2 separate regions of the Mus musculus genome follow, and region 2 is linked to region 1. Evidence: chromatin loops called from intact Hi-C (ENCODE). Cell type or tissue: heart. All regions are shown on one strand.

Region 1 (2,500 bases):
ATATTTCATATGATCAAAATTCCTATGCCAGAAGCCTGATCAATGCCAACACTTTTTGTTCTTTACAGCTTATTGTAGTAACGTTTATCACTTGATTGGCCTTGTTTTAAAACAAAGTTTCTACTCTTTATTTCCTGGAAAAAGTGCACAATTCACTATAGAGCCTGTTTCTTCATGTCTAAACTTCATATCTAACAACGGCCAGGTAGGTATACTACTTGATGTAAGTTTATAACATTCCAGCATATCTAGCACTGGTGAGAGCAGAAAGGGAAGATTCTGAATGACACAGGCATTGAAAGAGCTGACGTCTCTGTGTGCAGCAGCCCACCTTGGCCTGGTCCAAGCCAGCGGTGAGCTTCGCAGCACTTTCATCATCACAGTTTTCTAATTCTGTTTAATTAGCAAGCTGAAAAGCAAAACAGATCTCCAGAGCATCCATTTCCACATCTTCTGTCCACATCTTCCTGGAGGAAACGTTTATGGACTCAACAGAAATGACCCAGGCATGATAAAGAGATGTGTAAATGACAGAGTACTGCCACCAGCAGTCTGTCACCATTTCCTTCTGAACACGTGATCTCACGTGAGCAAGAGGAAGGAGGCAGGGAAGGACCATCTTTACTGATATTATAGATGTCTAACTCCTGATCCCACTGCCCACTCGTTACTCTTACATAGAAGCAAAGCCTCATATACTCACATGCAACTCTCCAGCTCTGACCCTCAGCTACTCACTCCCTGGTTTTGCTATGCTGTCCAACCACCTCTGCTGCCCAGTCCCTCCCAACACATGAGTGAGCACATGATGGCCATTTGGATGCCTGGTGTCCCCAGGCTCTTGATTACAACAGTGACTAGAGGACTATGTTTTGCACTAATAGAACATTAAAATTTTTTTTTCTTGTTGAAGATGCTGCTTTTCTTTAAGGGCTAATAATAGAACTGTGCCTTATTTTCAAAAACATTTTTTTAATGGAATGTTTATGTTATAGCCACAGTACCATTTACAACAACACACAGACCAGAAATTTTAAGCTCAGAAAATTACCACCTTTGTTTTAGAATATACTTAAAACATTCTGACCTCAAAGTTTACTTTTCCCTCTTCCATAAACTGTTGCTGTAGACACCAATAGCAACAACAATAATAGGAAAGAAGAAATTTTGTACTTACCCAAATTTTCAGATTTCTTCTATATAAAAAATCTTTTAAAAGGAAAAAAAGAAAGAAAAAAAAACTGTCCATTTTAGTAAAGAAAATGTCTGGTATCTGTATTCTCTTCCTCCTAAGATGTCTGTGACAAACAACTTCATTTAGTCTTGGTGGTCTTAACCAGTCTGCTTGTCTACTTTAACACCAGCTTAAACTGGCTGAGAGACACCAGGGTGTGGCTAATGCTGGCAAGAGTGTAAGGAAGTGAAAACCACCTCTGCTTCAGTTTCCAGTTTCGATTCTGATATAAAAAGAGACTTCCTGAAATGCTTTTTTTCTCTTTTTCTGCTCTTTAGTGCCAACAATGCCACCTGCTGGTTTGTTTGGGTAAAACCCAAAGACCTAAAGTCTGAGGGTTTTTTTACCCATTAATTAATTTATTTACTCACTATACATCCCAATCAATCAAATCCCTCATCCCATTCCCCCCAGTCCCCACAGTTCCTCCACAATTCCACCTCCCCTTCTCTTCTGAAAGGGTGGAATATCTCCCCAACCCCCTCAACATCAAGTTTCTGCAGGGCTAGGTGCATCCTCTCTCACTGAAGCCAGACAAAGCAGCAAGGTTAGGGCAACAGGATCCACAGGCAGGCAAGATTAAAGGACATCTCCCCACCCTACCCCTGCCAGTTGTTCAGTACCCACATGAAGACCAAGCTGCACAGTTGAGGTATACATAAGTGACCCTAAAAACTATACAAAAAGAACTCCTACAGCTGATAAACACCTTCAGCAAAGTGACTGCTGGATGCAAAATTAAGTAAAAAAAAAAAAATCAGTAGTTCACCTTTATACAAATGATAAATGGGCTGAGAAAGAAATCAGGGAAACAACACCCTTCACAATAGACCCAAGTAATATAAAATATCGTGGTGTAATTCTAGCCAAACAAATGAAAGACCCACCTGAGAAGAACTTCAAGTCTTTGAAGAAGGAAACTGAAGAACATATCAGAAGATGGAGAGCTTTCCCATGCTCATAGATTGGGCTTGCATAGTAAAAATGGCAATCTTATCAACAGTAATTTACAGATTCAAGGCAAATTATGAGTCTGTTTAACTGATCTCCCTGGGAGTACCAGTTATTTATTTATTTACTATATTTACTATTAGTTTATCATATGTTCTGTTGCTGTAACTGAAGACCACAGACTAGGTGATTCATATATTTTTAAATGTGTTTCTTATGGGTTTTGGGATCTAGGAAGTCCCAGGAGAAGGACCTGCACCTCAGGAGCACCTTCCAGCTGCCCGAGATCTCTGCAGAGGGCACAGATAGAGCAAC
Region 2 (2,500 bases), 160 kb before region 1:
GGACAACTCAATGGCCCAGAGCACTAAGTTCTGAGGCCCAGCCAGCGTGCCCTAGACAAAAGGTGCCTAAGGTCACTTCAGGAGGTGACAGGTAAAGGTCCCCGAGGGGGAGGGGAGACTCTACTGTCTGGGAAAGGGGTTCAGCTCCGTGCGGCTCGCAGTGCCTTCCTGAGCCCGACGGGGTCTCCACCGCCGATCCGCCTGCACCTGCAACCTCTCCAGGGCCGCCCTGGCCTCCTCTCCCCTGGACTACGGGCTCCGTGTGCGAGAAGCCGCGTTACAAGTGGACGCTCCGAAATGCGACTCTGCTTCTGTGCCGGGTTATCAAGGCTGCCACCGGCTTCCCACCCTACCCAGTAAAGTTCACTGCTGGTCGCATGCAACCGGAGGACTGCTGGAAGGACCAGTGAGCGCTGGGAGAGGAGGGTGCGAAGCCAGAGGCTGAGGGCGAAGCTCAAGGGCCCAGAGGGCAGAGCCCGGATGTGGAGAAATAGGCTGAGGGCGGGGCTTGGTGCGCGAGAGGCGGAGCCCAGAGGGGAGCAACAGTTATGAGGGCGGAACTTAGAAACGATGAAGGCTGTAGTAATTGGGCTGAGGGCGGGGCTTAGGAGCACAGAAAGTGGAGTCCAGGTGTAGAGCAATTAGATTGAGGGAGGGGCTTGGAGCATGAGAGGCGGAGTCCGAGTGTGGAGCAACAGGACGAGGGCAGAATTTAAGAGCGCAGAAGGCGGAGCCCCTGCGTGGGCCAGCAGTCTGAGACCGGTGCTTGTTGCTCGGGAGTGGTGCAACACCTGAGGGATAAACTTAACAAAGTTTGAGAGGAAGAGCCCGGGGTTCAGTGGTCAGCTTGGGGTGGGGTTTACAACTGCCAGACTCTGTCTGTGGCCAGTGCCCAAGCTAGTCGCTCTAGGCCATGGCAGGGAAGGGAGGAGCTGTGGGTGCTGTTTCCCAACTCCTCCAGGCAGGCGCTGAGCAAAGGGATCTATACCTACCCAGCGCACCACATTCCCACCCACCCAGCCGAGCTCCGGGAACTCGCGGAGGCTCAGGGGGTCAGAGTTGAAGTCCCTCAGTGGGATTTGGAAGGTGCGGATCCTAGTGTGGGAGGCGGATGGAGAGTTGGCTCCGAGGTTAAGAGCACCTGTTCTTGCAGAGGACCTGGGTTTCATTCTCAGCACCCACTTGGAGACTCACCTAGGGTGGAAGGGAATAGAGGTATCATGGGATGTTGCAGAGAGGTAGTGGGAAAACAGAGAGATATGGAGACCCTAACGTTTGTGGTGAGGCTAGGATGGTTCTGATGGGATATGTTGAAAATGATCTGTATGGGTCCAAGAAACAAATAACTTCACGTCGATGAGTTGTAAAATCCCTGAAAGTTTCAAACATTGGTGTTAAACTCCTCTAGTATATGTTAAAAGTGAGCTTTTGAATTCAGTCAGGAACTCCCAGTAGGGGGCGCTCTGTGCCCTAGTTAGGTGAAAGTGAGACTCAAAGATTTGTTGGGCCACAGTTTCTACTTTGAAAATTATCAGCTAGAAGCAGCTGATCATAATCATGTTCTGCTTTGAAGCATCTGCTTTACCCTCCACTAGAATTGATATTTTGTTTTTATCTTTTCGTTTTCTTGACTGGAAGGTTTTTTTGTTGTTACTGGTATTGTAAGTTGGCAGAGTGCTGGCTCCCCATCAGTGAGGTCCTGGATTCAGTACCAGCTTTGAAGAAAAACAGATGTACTTGAAAACTTGTTTTTGAACCTCGATATTGTTCATCTGGGTATATTTAAATATATGCTATATATTATACTTGGTATGGAAGAATACTTCAAAGAAAGAATAAGTCAGTTCTATCTTTTTGAACTTGCAAAGAAACCTAATAACCTATTTCACTTTTGCCTTATTCTAACTTCTTCTTAAACATACATGTCCTAGTTTCCTTTCTGTTGTTGTGATAAAACACTTTGACCAACATCAGCCTAGTGAAGAAAAGGTGTGTGTTTGGCTTACATGTTTAGGTCACATCCATGTTTGAATAAAGTCAGGGCAGGAAGAAGGAACCTGGAGGGAAGACCCGTGGAGGAAAGATGTTCCAGCCTGTTATTCGACGCGTTCTCACGACCGGCCAGGAAGAACACAACAACCAGAATCTTCTACGGCAAAGCTTTATTGCTTACATCTTATGGGGCCAGAGTGTAAGAAGCAAGAGAGAGAGAAAACGAAACCCCTTTCCTCTTTAAAGAGAACAACAATTGCCTCGGACGCATCACTCCCTGATTGGCTGCAGCCCATGGCCGAGCTGACGTTCACGGGAAAAACAGAGTACAAGTAGTCGTAAATACCCTTGGCTCATGCGCAGATTATTTGTTTACCAACTTAGAACACAGGATGTCAGCGCCATCTTGTGACGGCGAATGTGGGGGCGGCTTCCCACAGTTCCCCCTTTTCTATTAATAAGAGCAAATAGGCCACCCATATTAATGAGAGTGGAGATAGAGGTCAAA

Evidence for each region. Hi-C counts contacts between places; a loop is a spot of excess contacts. Peaks named below come from ENCODE experiments on the same cell type or tissue, not always from the same donor. Only the 100,000 strongest peaks of a DNase experiment are listed, where the experiment ranks them.
Region 2: it touches region 1 in a loop (3-fold over the local background); 2 of 42 quality-filtered maps call a loop at or near these places.

The regions. Positions count from the first base shown.
Region 1 is chr6:3,344,676-3,347,175 of GRCm38, forward strand. Gm20559 (a long non-coding RNA gene) reads right to left here and starts at 1,466. Exons shown (of 4, transcript XR_003956390.1): 1 at 1,178-1,466. In heart, a CTCF peak has its summit at 1,530 (motif pointing left); a DNase peak (open chromatin) is centred at 1,406.
Region 2 is chr6:3,182,553-3,185,052 of GRCm38, forward strand. LOC115490388 (a long non-coding RNA gene) reads left to right here and starts at 564. Exons shown (of 3, transcript XR_003956382.1): 1 at 564-1,086. In heart, a CTCF peak has its summit at 1,453 (motif pointing right); DNase peaks (open chromatin) are centred at 609 and 1,459; H3K4me3 peaks cover 994 bases.